Linked DNA regions of Mus musculus: region 2 is linked to region 1. The links are chromatin contacts, found by Hi-C or POLR2A ChIA-PET in ENCODE. All regions are on one chromosome and are shown on one strand. The core of a region is the stretch at or near the end of the contact, and the rest is flanking DNA. Distances in the headings are between cores, read along the strand shown. Region 1 overlaps Maml2 (mastermind like transcriptional coactivator 2). Region 2 holds the start of Mtmr2 (myotubularin related protein 2).

Region 1 (5,952 bases), core at 1,530-4,029:
CCAAATTTGGTCTCAATTGCTGTGAACTGCCAGCAGATCCAGCTCCAAAGGTGGCCACATTGTTACCGTTATTTGCCCCTAAGGGAGATGGCCGAGACATCAGAGGGTTGTTCTGATTTGTTATCAGTTGAGTTGTATTTCTCTGTTGTGTCAGCTGGTTCATTGTTGAAGTGACGTTGTAGGTGCCAGGCTGGTTACAAGGCAGGTTTCCATACATCCCTATGTTCTGAACTGTAGATAACAATGGCATTCTCATCCCATGAGACGTAGACATGAGGCTGGAGTTTGGAGTTAAAATGGTGTGTGTTGAAACTGGGTTTGTCAGAGCCTGGTTAGAGTTTAAACTCACTGTAGAGGAGCCACCTAAGACAGAGAAGAGAATCACATTCATTCATGACAGTACCACATCTCTTATTGCAGCTTGAACAACTTATCATCTCCAGAACTACTTTTGTGTGCAAGATGATTTAGACAAAAAACATATCAGAAAAGAACAGAAGAGATTTGGAAGGAAGCATTGTCCTGTGCCACTCCTTGGTTAAGAGCCTACACATTACAGAAAGCATAGTGAAATAGGATGGTTCTGTTTTATGGTTTTTATTTTGTCTTCTGAAGTCACTGAAGTGATAATCAATCTTTCTTTTTGAATTATTTTTATTATGTTCCAAATTCGAAGATTACAACTTTAGTTAGCTAGCTGTCATGAAATCCAGGTTACTCTTCACCCCAGGGTCACAATGAGGAAGTGGAGATAAATCCTATTCATGGCTACCACACTAATATTCCTAACCTTTGGCCTAGACAATCATGATTTATTCTTTATCTGCATCGCCCTCATTCAGGAAGCTGCTGTGAGTGGCTTCCCTGCATCCAAAGGGCAGACAAAGTTTCAAGCATCTGGACTTTGGTGTAATCTGGGCTCTGGCGATTATTTCCATATGGAAAGCCTGCTGGAGGCTGTGTGGTTACTACCGCACCTCTCTGGAACACACCACCAGCCACCTTTGCTCATCTCTTTCCTGCTCCCAGGATGGCCACTAAGTCCCCGAGCTTTATATTTTCCTCAGGTTTCAGACTGAGCCTGACGCTCTGATGTGAAGCTTTTCCTAATGTCCTGTCTTGTTTCTTCGTCTGCTATTTTCTGTTTGACCCTTCCATTGAGCACTAAGGTAATCCAGTAAGCCTCTAAAGAGTGAAACTGATGCCTGTCAACAAATGATTGGATGGGGGCAATCCCAAGTTGATGAACAGGGTGGCTCCATTCAACAGACAGTGACCAATAAATGCATTGAAATATCCCTGGCTCAGTAAGGTTTGAAGTAACCCTGGGAAATAAGATTAGAGGCAAAAATGGAGAGGAAAGAAGTCCCTTAGATAACTAAGCCACAAGGGAAGACCTTTGCTCTTGTTTGGTTTACAGCTATATTCCAAGTACAATGGCTGACAGAATCGTTGTCCAATTGAATTTTGAATGATTTAATGAAAGAGATTGAAGGAAGAACAAGACTTTCATTAAGATATGGAAACAGAAACACACATACACACATGCACACGTGTGAGATAAGAGTAAAGATCATGCCCACAAGTGACCACTTAAGAAACCACCTATTGGTTGAAGACAACACATTATGATGTACAACCCAAAAGACAGGACCAAGGCAGCACAGTCGCTTTGTTCTGTATTGCAAAGCGCATCCCTAACCAGACCACAAGTTCTTTGTGCAGGAGGAGTCTCTTCTACCTCCTCACCAAGATCCTCTATGGTGTGCTGCACATTGGTGTATGATCAGGCTAACTCAGAGCAAGGGGCTATGAATTTAAGCAATGTCATCTTTGCAGCTGAAGATTTTTGTGACAAAGGAATTTGTTCTATGCAAATAATACGGGGAAAAATAAGAAGTTTAAAAGCTGGAGATGCTGCTCAACAGGAGGATGCTTGCCGAATATAAGACCCTGGGCTCAAATGGTACACCCTAAGGAGACATATGAAAAAGGCAGCGGTTTTTTGTTTGGTTGGTTTGCATTTTACATTTGATTACTTCTGTGTGTGTTTGTGTATGTGTGTTGGGTGTGAGAATGCTGCCATACTCATGTGAAAGTCAAAAAATAATTTGTGGGAGGTGGTTCTCTCTTTCCAGTGTGGTGGTCTGTGGGTTGACCTTAGGCCACCAGGCTTGGCAGCAAGCTCCATTACCCACTGAGCCATCTTACCAGTCCAGAAAAGAGCATTTGAAAAGAGCCAAAGCAAAGGGAATTTCTGTAAAGCTCACAAGACAGCAGGTAAGACTTAGATGCCCCTAATGTGTAGTAGATATAAGTAGTGACATTCTTTTTGTTCTTTACCCTGATATAATAGCTGAGGAAGAATTGTTTCTGGACTAATGTTAAGATTTAAAGCAATATGAAGGGGGCTGTCTTGCTCTGCTGTGCCTGTTTTATTCTCAGAGTTACAGGAAGAAAATACTTTTACTTGCTTTGGGGTCAGCGGTGATATGCAAAAGACTGCTCTCAGGAGAAGCACAGGCCTTGCTTGGAAGGAGCGATTGGGTGGGTGTCCTTGTCCTGTGTCTGTCTTCCTCTCAGACAGTGCCCTGATATTTATAGCAATGTGGTCATGTGACAAAGCACATACTCTGAGTTTTCTTGCTGATGGAAAATCCACAGGAACACCACTGGCCAGAGATAAAAGTGGGCAGAGGCCCCAGCAGAGTGCTTTACAAGGGGGCATGGCTCCTCCTGCTCCCCCTTCCTCTCCCTGCCTGGAAAATGGATATGGAGGTGACTGCTGTGGTGGCTACAAGGCAGCCCTTAGGACAGGAGCCACTTGCTAAGGCAGCAGAAAGACAAAAGCCTGTACTCTGACAACACTGGGGAGACCCTATGCTCCCAGCCTGGAGATTCAGTTACCGCAGCTCCTTTCCACCCATTTCATTATGAGAAAGAGAGTGATTAAAAACTGTGGTTTTGTGACTTAAGCAGAATTCACCTTTGGTTAAGGGAGGCTTCATTAAAAACATGTTCTGCTTTTTAATAATTCCTGGTTGTCAGGGTGTACTGTCTTTGGAGGAGAATACTTGGGGAGATGGGCTCAAAGGCGGAATGAGGAAAGACCTTGTGAAAGTTGCCAGCACATGTTCTAAAAGGGAGATGTTTCTTCTTAACCTTGTACTGTCTGGGTCAAAGTCAACATTGGATGAACAAGGCAGTTAGAAAATATTCACGTTTTTAAGGTTCTCACAAGCAGTGAAGGTATTAATCACCGAGCAAGCACGAGAACTCATGAAAGGACTAAACGTGGAGCTCTCTGAGGTCAATGGGGTAAAGAAAGAATCTCATAATATAATTTGGGCTAGCGTGGAACTTACTATGTAGCTCAGGCTGGCCTTGAATTCACAGTGCTCCTCCTGCCTCGAGAGTGCTGCGAATACAGGTGTAAGCCACAACCCTGAGTTCTAGATGTTTGGCTATGAAAGCTAAATGGGAGCTAGAGAAAGGTTTAGGGCAGATTTATTCTCCAAGATGGAGAAAGAAAATAGGGGAAAGAGAATCGCTTTGCTTTTTCACAATTATGATTTATATTTGTTTCAAAGAACTCTTACCCGAATACTGAGCAGCTGGCTGCAGGGTGCCCGTATTTCTTCTTTGGTCTTTGTAGTCTGGGGGCGGCCTTGTCAGATGTCTGTTCATCTGATCCTGAGGGGAAAGTTTCTCCTTGAAAACACAAATGAAAACATATTGAATTGGATGAACACTTTTACACTAAAAACAATCTGCATGATAGTCAAAAAGGTACAAGTATAAGAATGACTTTTTGTAAGCACAGCGGTGTATACCCGAAATCCGCGAGCTCGGGAGTAGCGGCAGGAAGACCACAAGCTTGAAGCAAGCACAGCCTATGTAATGAGGACTCGGTTGGAGGAGCTGGGAGACTTCACTGTGCGGGTTTCGGGTTAAGTGGTAGTGTAAACTCAGAGGCAGGACTTTCGGTCTGAATCACTTCCTGTATGGAGCTGTCCTTTCTGCTCCTCCATACACTTCCGCCTGCTTTGTGTCTACTGAGCATGCTCCTTTCCGTCATTTGCTAATTAGATTCAATGATAACAAATGTCTGTGGGTTTGTTCTGTGTTGTAGTGTGTCTGATGAGCTTTCTTGTCTGTTGACTATGGAAAATAGTTGGCCAGCCAGATACAACAGAGAGCACCTGAGCTGTCAGTAACTTGGTCTGGCAGCCCCACCAACTCTCCACGGAAGAGGTTTCAAGAGACTTGCTAACCTTTCAGGCACCATAGGCACAGGACTTCTCTTCTACCTTCCCTTAGCAAATGTTTGAAGGTAATGGTGACTATTATCATTTAAAAGAGGACATGGCCAGTTTCATTAGGCTAAGTAACTTGCCCAGGGTCACACAGAAATACTACAGATACAACAAATTCCAGAGTTGGGAACTCAGAATCTTTCATGCCACTCAATAAAAGACCTTCTCAATGTCCTGTTGGAAAAGCACAGAATGTCCCAGAACCAGCTATCTTTAGATTTTTCCTAATAAGTGAATTTGGACATCCGTTTGCCATAGCCAACACCTTGTCCACCTTCAGGTCACTGACCCCCAGTGCTCTCATTATTCACAGCAGCAAGGGGGCAGTGAGGAGCCTCAGCTGTCTCAGGAGGGCTGTGAAAACGACCCTATCATAAGACTTGGGCGTGGGTGACCTTGGTAAGTGGATTCTTTTTCTAGATTGATGGGAGAAGTGGCCATGCCCATTAGCAGGAGAGGACATCATCTAGGGCTTGGAGGTCACATATTTACCTTGTTTGCTTTTAGAAAATATCATGAAGTGGCCTATTTGGTCTTAGTTTATCATGATATCAGAATAAGCCCGTCTGTCTGAGGTTGGTGTGCATTGAGGCTTTATGTTATATAGGAAACAAGATGGCTCAGCTGTGCGCTTGCTATCAGCTTAGGACAGAAATGCTTGCTTCTTTTCTTCCTTACTGTGCATTTGGGAACTTTTTGGAATTGCTTCAGTGCAGTTCTGTATACACTATAAAGCAATATCCGTTTCTAAAGATAAGAATAATTGGCGTAGGTAGAGACATAAGACTGAAATTAGAGGAAAGTCAATAAATACAGAGAAACCTGTAACAGACAGATGAGGCAGGCCATCAGCCAGAGCCAGTACTGCATCTGCACCACCCAAACTCACAGCTTCCACTCAGCTCTGAATTCTTAGTGGAGTGTGTGTGCTCGGAGGGGGCAGGGAAGGGCCTTAAAATAACAGCAAACCAATTTTATTTCTTGTTTCTAAGAAAAAAAGAAACTTAAAAGACTCATAGAGTGTTTTTGAACACCAAGTAATTCATATAAAACATAATTTCGATGAGCTAAGTGTAAATGAATCAGAAACATATGGATTACATTTCTTTTAAACACAGTTTTACAAATTAAGGGAAAAAGTGGTCAGTGTGGAGTGGTTTTGTCTAAACCCTAACTGTTTAAGGAAGAACCTGGTGCCCTCCACCAACCCAGTATGGCTATGAGCAAGCAACCCTGTTGTTAACATGTGTGTAACGTGAAAGTTTCGATGTTTAAGCCAAGAACGGGATCTTATGAAATCCCTTTTCTAAGAAGCAGTTGTGTGTGTGTGTGTGTAAGTGCATGCGCGTACAATTAGTTCCTTGATTCCCAATCACACACTAGATTTCAAATCCAGATTGACTTAATGTATCATAAGCAATTGGCCTTTTCTTCTCCAACTGATGAGCTAATCTGCTGAAAGCTTTAACATATACACCTCTGGAAACCTTAAAACTCTATGTTTTACCATACCTATGTATACAGCACAGACTTGCCATGCTACAAGGCCAGAGAGGTTCGGATGCCAACACTGAACAGAAGCTACAGTGAGGCTCCCGTCTAAACTCACACCTACTACTGAAATCACCTCTGTGCC
Region 2 (5,847 bases), core at 1,793-4,292, 46 kb before region 1:
TGAGTTCATAATAATATTGGGTCTTAAATAAAGAGAATGTTAAAGTTCTTTTAGGATCTAGAAATAGTGAAATTCAAAATAATTTTTAGATTACCAATACAATCAGTGCAAGACTCTACGCCAATAAGAACAATGTCAAGAGAGACAATCAGCCATACAGTCACCTCACCTCATCCTGAATCTATAACTTCTGACACTAGTCCTGGCCAGCTGCCTCAGAAACACACCACGAGTCACAATGGGAATACCTAAGAATGTGGTATTATATAACTATCACTACTTGAAGAAACACAGAAACCTATTTCCGGCCAACATATCACTTTAAAGTGACTTTGAAGCTAAAACTACAGAGGAGATTTTGCAACAAAATATGCTTCAGGCATCTGGGAACTCTTTACTTCTAAAGACCATGATTAAAACTCACAGAAACAGTAACCCAGGATTCATTATTTTCAAATGACGTTAACTTACAATTTAAAAGTGTAATTAAGTTGAGGGGTAGGAAGGATGGTGTCCACCTATAATTATGGCACTCAGGAGACTAGGCGTAAGAAAGCAATTGTGAATGGCCTTCAGTATATGAATATCCTCTTGCTTTGTTGGTGAAAGTTAGGCATAAATATGGGACATGGACCAAGCAATCAAATAAATTTATCAACTAGAAAGCAACTTATAAATATCAAAATAACCAAAGACAAATAAAATATTGCCCAGAATAGCTACAGCTTGAGGATATATGATGAAGAAAAGACACATTAAAATGACTGACAGGGAAAATTAGAAAATAGGAGTCAAAGTAATCAAAAGAAAAAAAAAAAAAAAAAGAGGCCTTAACAAGCTCAATAAAGACAGGGCTATGCCCAAAACAGGAAAGAAAACAAAATGCTATCAATAAAGAGCACACAGGGTGCCAGGTGGGTTCACATCCAAGGAAGCTGAGGATGAGCTTGGGGTTGCTGGAAGCTTAATGGGAGCCTGGAAGATGGAAACTAGATGTAGGTAGTAATATCGCCACCACTGAAGGGCAGGTCTAGCCGAGCCCTCACAACTGGCCTACAGTAAGTACTTATTTATATTTATATTCCAGAGTCCAACTTAAACAAAGAGTCAGAGACAGACCAACAAAATACAATAGAAACAGCAGGATGACCAGGATGTTACCTAGCAAAGGGGAGCCATATGTGTACCGAGTACCCAGGAACTGCCTCAACAGGGCAATGCCAAGCAAGAGTCACCCATCAGTGTGCACCACAGTTGATTAGAAATTTCTGAACGTTGTATACAGAAAAAATAAATGGTCTTTTCAAGCCAAAAAATCAGATCTATATGACACAGAAGGCAAAGTTAAACCAACATCTCTAAAATGACTCTCATGTAATCCATCAAACCACACTTTTAGTAGAAGCTATACTTCCCAAGCCATTCCTCCAACTCTAACACTGTGTATAACCTTAAAAAGGGACCCTGAAATGAGTTATGTTTACTTTCATATTTATGTTACTCCCAGAAAATAATTATTCAAACACAGTATTTCAACTAAATTCATCTCATAATAGAAGCATTTGAGACCATTAGGGCTTTATCAACTTCAGTTATAAACTTGGAGTTTTTCCTAAACTGAGATAATCTCCACTCTCCAACAAGTAGAAATAATTCTCATAGCTAAACTCAACAGTAATTTAAGTGAGAGCTGAAGAGATGGCTCAGCAGTTGAGAGCACTTGCTACTTTGACAGAGGACCAGGGTTCAGTTCCCAGCATCCACAGGAGGGTCACACCGACCTGTCCTCCAGTTTAAGGGAATCTCACCTCCTGGACTCCTCCATGCCTGTGGTACACATGAACTCATGCAAGTACACACACACAAAGACACTTTTAAATAGTAATACGTTTATCAATCTACTGGGTGAAAGAAATTGTGTGATACATTGAGAAATATTAAAGATGATTTTGTAGAATGTATGAAAGCAAATAAGATAATTTATTTGAGCATCTGTAAACAAACAAACAACTTTGGAGTGACCGGGCAGAAAAAAGCTGAGCTATCATAATCAAACATTAATACTTGCTTGTAGTACTTTGTAGACAAACAAAACAAAACTTGAAATAATTTAGATAAACACTTAACACAGTAAGTGGAAATAACAGTCTACCTTGCCTGTACATTCGATTCATCTGTGGCTGTCTGCCTACATTAAGCTTAAAATTTAAACTGACAAGTTCTATAATAAAGCTGTTATCTACAGTTAATTGAAGAATGCTCCAAACAGACACCACATATAATGTATATTGTGATGGTAATGTCACTGATGTTTAAGCTGAGAAGCTGACTCTGAAGGCTTCGTCCCCTCTCCATTTCAAATCTAAGCACGCTTGTCTCAGTGTCCTCTAAAGCCTCTTGTCTGGTAATGGGCTGGTCCCCAAACTGTGATTAGAGCACAAGAATGAAAATGTCACGCCCTTGACAACTGAACTCCTGATAAAGTAAAAAACGCTGCGTCCTTAAACACAACTGGAGCAAAATCTAGGACCGGAAAATGAGCGGGAATTAGAGGGGCAGTGGCCATAAAGAAACTGTATTTTCACTTCTCGCACCAAAGGCCCAGAGGAGGAAGCAAGCACTGCTCTGCTGGGCTCTCCATACCCACGGGATGCCCGCGGCTTTTGCCCTCTTCGGGGTCCAGCCTCTCTAGGCCCAGGTCTCTCCTCCGCATGCCCCGGCCTCCCTCCCGCAGGAGCAGCCTCAGTCTCTCTTCCCGCACGCCCTGGCGTCTCCATCTACACTTGCTCCCGGCCTCCGTCCCCATACGCCCGGCCTCACCTGGACAGTGAGTCCTCGCTGGGCAGCCTTGCCGCCGGGAGCTGCGCGCCGAGACTCTCGCAGCTGGAGCTCTTCTCCATGGCGCGAGAAACTGGAGGCCGCTGCGCCCTCCGCGGCCGCCGGCGCGAGATGCAGAGGGAGGAGCGCACGGGGCCGCAGCCGCGGTCAGCCCCGCGCCAGGCAGGCTCCGAGACCGGAAGCGGCCATGTTCCCCCAGCCTGCACTGCGCGCGGGGGCTGTCGGGAGTCGGGCCCCGTGGCGCTACAAAGCGGAGCGATGCGCATGCGCCTGGCCGCCCAGTGAGAGTCAGCTAACAGGAAAATCTCCAGAAGGAAGAGGACACTAGTATGTCAGAGAAAACACAAGATGTGACGGCTTGGGAGAGGTGGACTCGAGGAAAATGAGAGGAATGTGGGCGGCCTGTGGGATGAGGGGGTGAGGTATTTAAGGGTGAGGTTAGAAGTAGTGATGTGAGATCATACGTGATGTGAGAACCCATTTTGTAACGGTAACAGTGAAGCTAAGCAGACTGATCCCACGGCCTCCAGTTACCTTGCATTTACATCTGCTTCCTTCTGTGTAAGTATATTAACCTCACAGAATAACTATTGATAAATATAAAACGCCTAAAGCAATGCCTGCTTAAGCACTCAGACAGTAGTCAATATATAAACAACCTAACAAACTTAATAAATGGTAACTGTTAATGAAAGAAAACTAAAGGATGACAGACCACTAACAAGTGGTTTGTAGGAGAAAGATAGTAACAGCTACCCTGAATGGGGAGGGGAAGGGAAATTTCCATCTCTGAACAGCGTTATACAAAGGAAAGTGAGAATGGAGTTGAATTTTCAGGCCTCCAGTGACAAAAGTATGGGTTAAAGTGGCTTGAAAGTGTGTCTGTAGCTGATAAGCACATTGACACCAACCTATAAGGCATAGTAAGTATTGAAGTGAGAATGAGGGAGAAGCTGCTAAAATCACAAAAAGAATTAGACAAAAACACTACTGAATGTCATGATGTAACATGGAGAACAGACTTACCTCCGGTGTGCTGCTTCATATTCCCTTACAAAGCAGGAAGGGAGTGTGGAGATGGAATGTGATAAAGGAACAGAAACTGGGTAAAGAGGGAATGTTAATACCCGTGACTTTCTGTTACTCAGGACACAGGAAGGAAAGTACTGGAGGAATTTCTCTAATTGTGACTCTGCCTTAAACACCTCACACGTCTGGAAAGCAAAAACACAAAGATTATTTCTGTAAATAAAAGAAACTTTTAAAAAAATCCTGCTAGGATAAATATAATTGTGTTCTTACAAACTAGATTTAATTTAAAACTTGGTTTTAAAACACAATCATAATTTATAGAACCAAGGAAATAATTTGTGTACTAGCTTTCCTTTACAGTATTCCCAATGAAAGATTTATTTTGGCTGATGGTTTCAAAGATTCCAGTCCATGGTCACTTGGCTCCATTGTTTTTTGAGCCTGTGATAAAACAGAAAAGCAGAGCTGGGAACACGTGATAGAAAAATCTGTTCATCTCCAGGTGACCAGGATAAATGATAAGCAATTATTTTCATCTCTGAAATTTTTCAAGAGATTTTAATTGCACCTCTCTGATAGCCCAGGAAAATAAATAGTGAAATGAAACACTTTGACAAACACAAATATCTGTAAGATTCACGATAGAATGCATCTATTGCTTCTCTTTCTCTATCAGACTTTTTAAATGCTAATGATCGCCTAACACTTCAACTTGTGTCTTCCCAACTATGAATGTTGAAGAAGAATGAACCCTTAAATGAAAGACCCATTTCTAGCACTGTATTGGTTATTACAAACCTGGCTTCCTGGTAATATAACTTGTGCATGACCCTCTCTAGTTATTATGGAACAGTATCAAATGGAGAGGGGTTGCAACCAGAAAAGTCTGCATTGCAATCCTGATTCTGTCACTAAACTTACTTTGAATGTTTGTTGTTCATCTCTGACAACTGAACAGGTTGTTTTTCTTAACAGTCAGTTGCACAGGAAGTTCTTAGTAAATAGATCTGTTGTTATTGTTGGTTTTCTTCCCCAAGCACTCTAGCTCTACATCTAACCGGAATGAAGAAGAATAAAAAAGCAAAGAATAATTTCAGATGAAGTTTAAATCACTGCATTATTTATCTCACGCATTGCTTGTTATGTCATAAAGCCAGGAAATATGAACCTAAGACTTTTTTACACCCCAGATGCCTCATTTTTTTAAGAATACTTCAGCATCAGGTAATGGCTCAGTAAAAGGCTTGCTGTCCAACTATGAAGATGTGAACTCCATCCCCTAAGGACCTACATGGAAGGAAGGAAGGAAGGAAGGAAGGAAGGGAGGGAGGGAGGGAGGGAGGGAGGGAGGGAGAGAGAGAATGGGAGGGAGAGCTTCATGGCTCGATTGTAATCTCACTGCCAAGAGGACAGAGATGGGTGCATTCCTGCTTATTCACCTGGCCGGCCAGTCTAGTCAAATTGAGTTCAGGCAAAAGTGAAGGAGTCTGCCTCACAAAACAAGAAGTATGGTGAGCTAGTCAGTTTCTGTCAACTTGACCCAAACTAGAGTCAGCTGGGAAGAAGGAACCTCAATTAAGGAATCCCCCATTGGATTGGCCTGTGGGCATGACTGTGGAGCATTTTCTTGATTAATGATGAGTGTGGGCAGGCCCATCCCACTATGAGCAGCACCATCCCCAGGAGGGTGGTTCTAGACAACACAATAAAGCAAGCAAGCTTAAGGCTGGAGAGATGGCTCAGCAATTAAGAGCACTGACTGCTCTTCCAGAGGTCCTGAGTTCAATTCCCAGCAACCAGATGGTGGCTCACAACCATCTGTAATGGGATCTGATGCGCCCTCTGGTGTGTCTGAAGACAGCTACAGTGGTCTCACATAAATAAAAATCTTTTTAAAAAAAAGAAAAAGAAAGTTGAACCAGCCAGGCCCACCCCTAAAATCTACATCATCTGTGAACTGTTAGAATTCTTGAAAGG

Evidence for each region. A loop is a pair of places that touch in the nucleus more often than their neighbours do. ChIA-PET counts read pairs that join two places held with the same protein, here RNA polymerase II (POLR2A).
Region 2: POLR2A ChIA-PET joins it to region 1 with 13 read pairs in embryonic stem cell. The contact joins the promoter of Mtmr2 here to the enhancer-like site in region 1. A Hi-C loop is called at or near these places in 2 of 37 maps with a recorded cell type or tissue (gastrocnemius and heart). POLR2A ChIA-PET finds 5 or more read pairs at or near these places in 4 of 5 experiments (Patski and embryonic stem cell).

The regions. Positions count from the first base shown.
Region 1 is chr9:13,700,003-13,705,954 of GRCm38, reverse strand. It overlaps Maml2 (mastermind like transcriptional coactivator 2), which reads right to left. Exons shown (of 5, transcript NM_001013813.3): 4 at 3,600-3,711; 5 at 1-363. Among named protein-coding and RNA genes, the nearest start is that of Mtmr2, 46 kb to the left of the region's middle. RefSeq lists an enhancer at 5,195-5,952. Within about 2 kb of position 2,779, at least 1 of the 3 ENCODE cell types and tissues checked has a DNase peak (open chromatin) inside an H3K27ac peak, as active enhancers do; it is heart, where a contact is called at or near this core.
Region 2 is chr9:13,746,374-13,752,220 of GRCm38, reverse strand. Mtmr2 (myotubularin related protein 2) reads right to left here and starts at 3,042. Exons shown (of 15, transcript NM_023858.4): 1 at 2,821-3,042. The coding sequence starts at 2,900. It overlaps Gm39291 (a long non-coding RNA gene), which reads left to right and starts at 3,019. Exons shown (of 3, transcript XR_870544.2): 1 at 3,019-3,399.